Linked DNA regions of Homo sapiens: region 2 is linked to region 1. Evidence: chromatin loops called from intact Hi-C (ENCODE). Cell type or tissue: CD4-positive, alpha-beta T cell. All regions are shown on one strand. Each heading gives the region's core, and the rest is flanking DNA. Links, peaks and the distances in the headings are about the cores only. Region 1 has its middle 13 kb from the start of GIMAP7. Region 2 has its middle 13 kb from the start of GIMAP4.

Region 1 (5,381 bases), core at 122-5,121:
GTATATCTACTTAGGTATTCACTAAGAAAATTGAGGATTTCTGAACTTCAGCAGAATCATCTTTAATGGTCCATTCACAGCAATGCAGGATTTTTCTAGCACAAAGCTCTCACTTCCAGCCTATACTTATTACCCAGTTCCAAAACTGCTTGCACATGTTAGGTATTTACTACAGCAGCACCTTCAGTTCTTGATACCAATATTCTTTCTTAGTTTGGAGTGCTATTACAAAATTCTATAAGTTGCATGGCCTATAAGCAACAGAAATTTATTTCCTACAGTTCTGGAGGCTGAGAAGTCCAAAGCACTGGCAGATTCAGCGTCTAGTAAAGGCCCATTTCCTCATAGACATCTATCTTTTCACTATAACCTCACATGGTGAAAGGGACAAGGGTCTTCTCTTGAGCCTCTTTTATTTTTGTTTTTGTTTTTGTTATTTGTTATCTGTTTTTTGTTATTTTGTTTTTTGTTATTTGTATTTGTTTTGTTTTGTTATTTTATTTTTTTAAACTTCCTATTGAGCCTCTTATATAAGGGCATTAATCACATTTATGAGGTCACTACCCCCATGAGCTAGTTACATTCCAAGTGCCCCATCTCCTGTTATCATCACACTAAGCATGAAAATTTATCATCACATTAAACATATCAATTTTGTGGGAACATAAACAATCAGAATATAACAGATATATACCCAGAAGCTTGCTGGATTATATGGTAGTTCTTATTTTTAATTTTTGGGGGAGCTTCCATCCTGTTTTCCATAATGGCTGTACCAATTTACATTCCCACCAACAGTGTACAAGTGTTACTTTTTCTCCACATTCTTGCCAACACTTGATATCTTTTGTCTTTTTGGTAATATACAGGTATGAGATAATATCTCATTGTGGTTTTGATTTGCCTTTCATTGATGATTACTGATGTTGGGCATTTTTTTCATATTCTTGTCATAAAGATATTTGTATGTCTTATTTTGAGAAATGTCTGTTCAGGTCCTTTGCCTATTTTTTAATTGGGTTATTTGTTTAATTGCTGTTGAATTGTTTAAGTTCCTTGTGTATTTTGGATATTAACCCCTTGTGAGATGTATGATTTACAAATATTTTCTCCTATTCCATAGGTTGTCTCTTCACACTGTTGATTGTATCTTTTGCTATGCAGGATATGTTTTGTTTGAGATAACCCCGTTTGTCTATTTTTGCTTTTGTGGCCTATGCTTTTGGTGTCATAAAAAATCATCACCCAGATCAAGATTTTCCCCATGTTTCTTCTAGCAGTTTACAGTTTTAGGCCTACCATGTAACTATTTAATCCATTTCGAGTTGATTTTTTTAAGATAATGGCCCAATTTCATTCTTCTGCATGTGGATATCCAGTTTTCCCAACACCATTATTGAAGAAACTATCCTTTTGTCTTTGTACATTCTATGTTCAACTGACCATAAATGTGTAGGCTTATTTCTGGGTTTATTATTCTGTTCATTGGTCTTTATGTCCGTTTTTATGCTAGTAGCATAATTTTTGATTACTATAGCTTTGTTTTAATTATAATAGTATGTTTTGATTGCTATAGCTTTGTTTTGATTACCATATTTTGAAATTAAGTAGTGCGAGGGCCCCAGCTTTGTTCTTTTAGTTGAAGATTGCTTTGGCTACTTAGGGTCTTTTGTGGTTCCATATAGATTTTAGATTCTTTTTCACTCTTGTGAAAAATGGAATTAGAATTTTGACAGAATTTCATCGACTATATAGATTGCTTTGGGTAGTAAAGACATTTAACAATATTACTTTAATCCATAAACATTACACACACAAACACACACACACACACATATAGTGTATATATATATATATATATATATATATATATTTGTGTTTATTTGTGTCATCTTCAATTTCTTTTATCAACATTTTATAGTTTTCAGCATATAGGTCTTTCACCTCCTTGGTTAAATTTATTCCTGAGTATTTTGGGGGTAGCTAATGTAAATGGGATTGTTTCTTTAATTTCTTTTTTGTAGAGTGAATTGTTAGTAGATAGAAACACAACTGATTTCTGTATTTTTTTTTCAAGTGGAGTCTTTGGTTTTCTATGTATAACATCATGTCATCTGTAAACAGAGGTTATTTTATGTCTTTCTTTCCAATTTGGTTATCGTTTATCTCTATTTCTTGCCTAATTGCCCTGGCTAGAACTTCAAGCACCATGGTAAAAGTGGCAAGACTGAGCATTCTTGTCTTGTTCCTGATCATACAGGAAATGCTTTCAGCTTTTCAACATTGAGTATGGTGTTACCTGTGGGCTTGTCACATATGGCCTTTATTGTGTTGAGGTACATTCTTTCTTTTTTTTTTCAACTTTTATTTTAGGTTCAGGGATACATACAAAAGTTTGTTATATAGGTAAACTAGCATTTCTAGGTAAATTAAACTAGATTACTTCATCACCCAGGTATTAAGCCCACTACCCAATAGTGATCTTTTCTGCACCTCTCCCTACTCCCACTATCCACCCTAAAGTAGAACCCAGTGTCTGCTGTTTCCTTCTTTGCATTCATAAGTTCGTATCATTTAGCTTCCCCTTATAAGTGAGAACATGCGGTTTTTGGTTTTCTGTTCCTGCATTAGTTTGCTAAGGATTAACAACCTCCAGCTCCATCCATGTTCCCGGAAAAGACAAAACCTTATTCTTTTTGTGGCTGCATAGTATTCCATGTTGTATATGTATCAGATTTTCTTTATCAAATCTGTCATTGATGGGCATTTACGTTGATTCCATGTCTTTGCTATTGTAAATAGAGCTGCAGTGAACATTCATGTGCATGTGTCTTTATGGTAGAATGATTTATATGCCTCTGGGCATATAAGTAATGAGATTGCTGGGTTGAATGGTAGTTCTGCTTTTAGCTCTATGAGAAATTGCCATACTGCTTTCCACAATGATTGAACAAATTTACACTCCCACCAACAGTGTATAAGCATTCCCTTTTCTCAGCAACCTCACCAGCATGTTATTTTTCTGACTTTTTAATAGTAGCCATCTTGACCAGTGTGAGATAATATCTTATTGTGGTTTTGATTTGCATTTCTCTAATGATCAGTGATGTTGAGCTTTTTTTCATATGCTTGTTGGCTGCATATATGTCTTCTTTTGAAAAGTGTCTGTTCATGTCCTTTACCCACTTTTTAATGGGGTAGTTTATTTTTCTTGTACATTTGTTTAAGTTCTTTATACATGCTGGATATTAAACCTTTGTCAGATGCATAGTTTGCAAAAATGTCTCTGATTCTGTAGGTTGTCTGTGACTCTGTCGATATCTCTTTTGCTGTGCAGAAACTCTTATTTAGATAACTGTTTGTCAATTTTGCTTTTGTTGCGATAGCTTTTGGTGTCTTGGCCATGAAATCTTTGCCCAGTCCTATGTCGAGAATGGTATTGCCTAGTTGTCTTCCAGGGTGTTCATACTTTTGGGTTTTCCATTTAAGTCTTTAATCCATCTTGAGTTGATTTTTGTATATTGTGTAAGCAAGAGGTCCAGTTTCAACAGTTTCAATCTTCTGCACATGGCTAACCAGTTATCCCAGCACCATTTGTTAAATAGGGAGTGTTTTCTCCATTTCTTGTTTTTGTCATCTTTGTTGAAGATCAGATGGTTGTAGATGTGTGACCTTATTTCTGGGCTCTCTAATCTGTTCCATTTATCTATGTACCTGTTTTTGTACCAGTACTATGCTGTTTTGGAGATTGTACCTCTGTAGTATAGTTTGAAGTGAGTAATGTGATGCCTCCAGCTTTGTTCTTTTTGCTTAGGATTGCTTTTGCTATTCGGGCTCCTTTATGGCTGTACATCAATTTTAAAATAGCTTTATTTCTAGTTCTGTGGAGAATGTTGTTGGTAGTCTGATAGCAATAGCATTTAATCTGTAAATTGCTTTGGGCAGTATGGCCATTTAAACAATATTAATTCTTCATGAGCATGGAATGTTTTTTCATTTGTTTGTGTCTTTTCTGATATATTTGAGCAGTGTTTTGTAATTCTCGTTGTAGAGATCTTTTATCTCCCTGGTTAGCTGTATTCCTAGGTATTTTATTCTTTTAGTGGCAATTGTGAATGGGATTACCTTTCTGACTTGACTCTCTGTTTGGATCTTGTTGGTGTATAGGAATGCTAGTGACTTTTGTACATTGATTTTTGTATGCTGCAGCTTTGCTGAAGTTGTTTATCAGCTCAAAGAGATTTTGGCCCAAGACTATGGGGTTTTCTAGACATAGAATCATGTTGTCTGCAAACAGACATAGTTTGACTTCCTCTCTTCCTATTTAAATGTTCTTTATTTCTTTCTCTTGTCTTATTGCTCTGGCCAGGACTTCATCCTATGTTGAATAGAAGTGGCAAGAGAGGGCGTTCTTGTCTTGTGCTTGTTTTTAAGAGGAATGTTTCCAACTTTTGCCAATTCAGCAATGTTAACTGTGGGTTTGTCATAGACGGCTCTTATTATTTTGATGTGTGTTCCTTTAATACCTAGTTGACTGAAAGTTTTTAACATGAAGGAATGTTGCATTTTGTCAAAAGCATTTTCTGTGTCTATTAATCATGTGGTTTTTGTCTTTAGTTCAGTTTTTGTGATAAATCACATTTATTGATTTGTGTATGTTGAACCAACCTTGCGTCCCAGGAATAAAGCTGAATTGACCATGGTGGATTAGCTTTTTGATGTCCTGCTGGATTCAGCTTACAGGTATTTTGTTGAGGATTTTTGCATCAAAGTTCATAAAGTATATTGGCCTGAAGTTTTCCTTTTTTGTTGTGTCTCTGGCAGGTTTTGGTATCAAGATGATGCTGACCTCATACAATGAGTTGGGGAGGTGTCCCTCCTCCTTAATTTTTTGGAATAGTTTCTGTAGGAGTGGTACCAGCTATTCTTTGTACATCTGGTAGAATTTGGCTATGAATCCATCATGTACTGGGCTTTTTTTTTTTTTTTTTTTGGTTGGTAGGCTATTTATTACTGATTCAACTTCAAAGCTCATTATTGGTCTGTTCAGGGAATCAACTTCTTCCTGGCTCAGTCTTGGGCTGGTGTATGTGTCCAAGAGTTTATCCATCTCTTCTAGGCTTTCTAGTTTGTGTGCACAGAGGTGTTTATCGTAGTCTCTGATGGTTGTTTGAATTTCTGTGGAATCAGTAGTAACATTCCCTTCATCATTTCTGATTGTGTTTATTTGGGTCTTCTCCATTTTTTTCCTTATTAGTGTAACTAGAGGCTTGTCTATCTTATTACTTTTTTCAAAAAGCCAACTCCTAGATCTGTTTGTCTTTTGAATTTTGTGTGTGTGTGTGTGTGTGTGTGTGTGTGTGTGTGTCTCGATTTCTTTC
Region 2 (5,381 bases), core at 259-5,258, 53 kb after region 1:
AGTTCTGTAGATGTCTATTATGTCCACTTAGTGCAGAGTTGAGTTCAATTCCTGGATATCCTTGTTAACTTTCTGTCTCGTTGATCTGTCTAATGTTGACAGTGGGGTGTTAAAGTCTCCCATTATTATTGTGTGGGAGTCTAAGTCTCTTTGTCGGTCACTAAGGACTTGCTTTATGAATCTGGGTGCTCCTGTATTGGGTGCATATATATTTAGGATAATTAGCTCTTCTTGTTGAATTGATCCCTTTACCATTATGTAATGACCTTCTTTGTCTCTTTTGATCTTTGTTGGTTTAAAGTCTGTTTTATCAGAGACTAGGATTGCAAACCCTGCCTTTTTTTGTTTTCCATTTGCTTGGTAGATCTTCCTCCATCCCTTTATTTGGAGCCTATGTGTGTCTCTGCACGTGAGATGGGTTTCCTGAATACAGCACACTGATGGGTCTTGACCCTATATCCAATTTGCCAGTCTGTGTCCTTTAATTGGAGCATTTAGCCCATTTACATTTAAGGTTAATATTGTTATGTGTGAATTTGGTCCCGTCATTATGATGTTAGCTGGTTATTTTGCTCATTAGTTGATGCAGTTTCTTCCTAGCCTTGATGGTCTTTACATTTTGGCATGTTTTTGCAGTGGCTTGTACTGGTTGTTCCTTTCCGTGTTTAGTGCTTCCTTCAGGAGCTCTTTTAGGGCAGGCCTGGTGGTGACAACATCTCTCAGCATTTGCTTGTCTGTAAAGGATTTTATTTCTCCTTCACTTATGAAGCTTAGTTTGGCTGGATATGAACTTCTGGGTTGAAAATTCTTTTCTTTAAGAATGTTGAATATTGGCCCCCACTCTCTTCTGGCTTGTAGAATTTCTGCCGAGAGATCAACTGTTAGTCTGATGGGCTTCCCTTTGAGGGTAACCCGACGTTTCTTTCTGGCTGCCCTTAACATTTTTTCCTTCCTTTCAACTTTGTTGAATCTGACAATTATGTGTCTTGGAGTTGCTCTTCTTGAGGAGTATCTTTGTGGCATTCTCTGTATTTCCTGAATCTGAATGTTGGCCTGCCTTGCTAGATTGGGGAAGTTCTCCTGGATAATATCCTGCAGAGTGTTTTCCAACTTGGTTCCCTTCTCCCCGTCACTTTCAGGTATACCAATCAGACGTAGATTTGGTCTTTTCACACAGTCCCATATTTCTTGGAGGCTTTGTTCATTTCTTTTTATTCTTTTTTCTCTAAACATCCCTTCCTGCTTCATTTCATTCATTTTGTCTTCCATCACTGATACCCTTTCTTCCAGTTGATTGCATCAGCTCCTGAGGCTTCTGCATTCTTCACTTAGTTCTGGAGCCTTGGCTTTCAGCTCCATCAGGTCCTTTAAGGACTTCTCTGCACTGGTTATTCTAGTTATCCATTCATCTAATTTTTTTTCAAAGTTTTTAACTTCTTTGCCATTGGTTTGAATTTCCTCCTGTAGCTCAGAGTAGTTCGATCATCTGAAGCCTTCTTCTCTCAACTCGTCAAAGTCATTCTCTGTCCAGCTTTGTTCCATTGCTGGTGAGGGCTGCATTCCTTTGGAGGAGGAGAGGTGCTCTGCTTTTTAGAGTTTCCAGTTTTTCTGCTCTGTTTTTTCCTCATCTTTGTGGTTTTATCTACTTTTGGTCTTTGATGATGGTGACGTACAGATGGGTTTTTGGTGTGGATGTCCTTTCTGTTTGTTAGTTTTCCTTCTAACAGACAGGACCCTCAGCTGCAGGTCTGTTGGAGTTTGCTAGGTCCACTCCAGACCCTGTTTGCCTGGGTATCAGCAGCGGTGGCTGCAGAACAGTGGATATTGGTGAACCGCAAATGCTGCTGCCTGATCGTTCCTCTGGAAGTTTTGTCTCAGAGGAGTACCCAGCCGTGTGAGGTGTCAGACTGCGCCTACTGTTGGGTGCCTCCCAGTTAGGCTGCTCGGGGGTCATGGACCCACTTGAGGAGGCAGTCTGCCCATTCTCAGATCTCAAGCTGCGTGCTGGGAGAACCACTACTCTCTTCAAAGCTGTCAGACAGGGACATTTAAGTCTGCAGAGGTTACTGCTGTCTTTTTATTTGTCTGTGCCCTGCCCCCAGAGGTGGAGCCTACAGAGGCAGGCAGGCCTCCTAGAGCTGTGGTGGGCTCCACCCAGTTTGAGCTTCCTGGCTGTTTTGTTTACCTACTGAAGCCTTGGCAATGGCAGGCACCCCTCCCCCAGCCTTGCTGCCACCTTGCAGTTTGATCTCAGACAGCTGTGCTAGCAATCAGAAAGACTCCGTGGGCATAGGACCCTCCAAGCCAGGTGCAGGGTATAATCTCCTGATGTGCCGTTTTTTAAGCCCGTTGGAAAAGCACAGTATTAAGGTTGAAGTGACCCGGTTTTCCAGGTGCTGTCTGTCACCCCTTTCTTTGACTAGGAAAGGGAACTCCCTGACCCCTTGCACTTCCTGAGTGAGGCAATGCCTTGCCCTACTTTGGCTCACACACAGTGCGCTGCACCCACTGTCCTGCACCCACTGTCTGGCACTCCCTAGTGAGATGAACCTGGTACCTCAGATGGAAATGCAGAAATCACCCATTTTCTGTGTCGCTCACGCTGGGAGCTGTAGACCCAAGCTGTTCCTATTTGGCCATCTTGGCTCCACCCCAGGATATACATATCTTCCTTATTTCCCCAAAGCACAAATAAGTTTAGACTGTACATTTAACAAAAGTTAGCAAAGGCTTAAATATAAGAGAAGCACTACACAATGAAATGTGCGATTCCTTTAGAAATAATCACTCAGAGTAAGACAGCTTCTGCTCTCACCTATTGTATTACTACTGTCTGTGAGCAAATATTTGAACAAAAAGCCACACATACCTCCCAAGAGGAAGTACATTCAGGTTTAATAGGAAAAAATCTCTAACTGCAGTGGTTGTTATCAGTGTAACACACACTCAATTATTCTTCCCCTTGCATTCAGGTTAATGCTGCAGATGAGGGAAAGAAAAAGGTTCTGACTTAAGAAGCAGCAAGCAGATGAGAAGCCCAAGTGAAAAACTCTAAGAAGAGTGTTGCCTGTTTGCCTCCCAGGAGAGAAGGCAGACAGAAGGTCCTTGGCAAATACTATGCATTGTGATTAATACAAGAGGAGAGGGAGACATGTTTCCTTCTCTCAAGAGTTTTGAGGCTTCATACCTACTCACGCACTCATTACCACTCATTGATTCCTTGTATCTCATGGTTGGTTCTAGAGCAGACACTGAGAATCTAGAGATGAGTAAAAGAAGTCCCTTTTGAGATTGGGTTTGTTTGTCTCAGCATAATGCTTTCGAGAGTCATCTGAGTTGCCTGTTCTTTTTTTTCTGAGTAGTATTTTACCATATGGATGTTCCACAGTTTGCCTTTCTTTACTTATTCTTGTGCACCTAATTGATTTATCTTGTTTGATTGCATTGGCCAATACCTCCATTATAATGTTGAGCAGTAGTGGAGATGACAAGCATGCTTGCCTTATTCTTGGCAATGCCTCCAATGTTTCCCAGTTAAACAAGTAAGGTTCTGGGTTACAGTAGTATCACTGCTCTGCTTTTCCTCTTCTTAAGATGGAAAGCTCAGATATTTGATTTTAGAACTCTCTTCTTTACTAGCGTAAGTCTGTAAAGCTATAAAATTTCTCTCTGTTTATGTTTGTCCACATTTTTATTTGGAGAGGTGGTAAAAGAAAATATTATTTCAATTATGAAAGCTTTTGTGGGAAAATTGGGGAAAAGACTGGATATTTAAATGTTTGCCAACATGAAAGGTCTTCCACTGAGGCACCCATTTTGAATGAAACACTTTGAGTCCACTATCAACTCAGCTGGTAGCTACTTGCCTTGTCCCCAGCCACTGAGAGGACAAGGCAAAAGAGAACAGCAAGGAATTCCCCTGCATGGGTCCTTTCTGGCTGCCTCACTGTCAGGGCTCTGAAGAGATGGATTGTGAGCACAGCTTCAACAACAAAACCACATTGTGAAAGGTTAAGAGTTTTTAGTACTTATATACCCTGGGGAATGTTTTGTTTTAAAATATTTCCAAATTTATGAGAGGCGTTGTAAATTCAGGACAAAATATGAATTCATGGTATAGATGTTTTAAAATCATTTACACTTGTCAAGTAAGAATTCTAGCTAGATATTTGACACAAATCCCTTGTAAGCAGTCTCATTTTCATGTTTCATGACCCAGGATTACTGGACCATGCTCTGTTCCATTTTTGGAACCCAACATGATTTTGCCCTGATTGCCCCCCAAAAGGATTTCATCTTCCTCCACTTATACAGCCACTTATACAGAATATTTGATCAGGAAAATTGAAGCATATGTAGGTATAGGTAGGATATATTTTCAAATCCAGGAAATTAGAGGCTGGCCCACCCCTTGGAGGGCTGGGAATGCAGAGGTCTTGGAAGCTTGCTGATGCACAGAGCTGGGTGGTTTTGAGGCGCTCATTTGCTGTGACATGCAGGTAGGTCTGCTCATTGTCTCTCTGCTGTTGCTGCCAGAGAATGGTCCTTCTTCCTTGTCCACCATCCAAATCTCATGTGAATGTCTCATCTTGATTTATTCTCACTTGGACCATACAGTGTAAGAGGTGATGAGAAATATCATTCTAGGCTCCTCCGTGATTCAGAAACAACAGATGATGTTGGAGGTCGAAAGACTGAGGGTCGTGATCAATTCCGTATACCACTGGGGCTATATGAGTAGGCAGCAAACTGTTTCTCATAAATGCAGAATTTTGGCAGACTGACAAACTGCATCTTCCACCCAGAAGGGATATTGAGGGCAGTTACACCCCAAGCACGATGTTTCTTGTGATTAGGTACATCTGAAGCTTGTTAGTAATCATATGAACCTGTGATCAATTAAGAAGCGGACCAGTAGTTACCTCCTGCTCTCTGGCCATTCTACCCAATAAATACGAAGTGCAGTAGAAGCTCAGGGGCTGCTTTTGCTCACTAGAAGGAGGAGTGCTATTCTTCTTCCCCAGTTCCCCTTCCTATAAAAGTTTCTTTTGTCTTAAGCTTTCATTTCTACGTTTGTCCCTTCATTCCGTCTTGTGATGATGGTTTCAAGTAGTAACAGTAGTAACTGTCATAGTGACAGTCTCAAGTAATAACCATGGCAGTCAGCCAAAAGTGGCACCTGAACAGGGACAAACAGGGACTATCAGAGACAAAAAGAGACCTGAAGGGACCTGAAGAGGCCTGCAGGGACAAATAGAGATAAGGAGGGATAAATGGAGATAAATAGACAAATAGGGACAAATAGAGATAGGTAGGGAAAGACAGGGACTTGCAAGAACTTGCAGGAACTAACAGGGGCTATAGGGACTGAGAGGGACAGA

What was found. Hi-C counts contacts between places; a loop is a spot of excess contacts. Peaks named below come from ENCODE experiments on the same cell type or tissue, not always from the same donor. Only the 100,000 strongest peaks of a DNase experiment are listed, where the experiment ranks them.
Region 2: a loop joins it to region 1, with 3 times the contacts of the local background. A loop is called at or near these places in 4 of 110 quality-filtered maps.

The regions. Positions count from the first base shown.
Region 1 is chr7:150,524,908-150,530,288 of GRCh38, forward strand. No RefSeq gene overlaps it. Among named protein-coding and RNA genes, the nearest start is that of GIMAP7, 13 kb to the left of the region's middle. In CD4-positive, alpha-beta T cell, for the core only: no CTCF peak of the experiment used is centred there; no DNase peak of the experiment used is centred there.
Region 2 is chr7:150,577,968-150,583,348 of GRCh38, forward strand. No RefSeq gene overlaps it. Among named protein-coding and RNA genes, the nearest start is that of GIMAP4, 13 kb to the left of the region's middle. In CD4-positive, alpha-beta T cell, for the core only: no CTCF peak of the experiment used is centred there; a DNase peak (open chromatin) is centred at 2,239.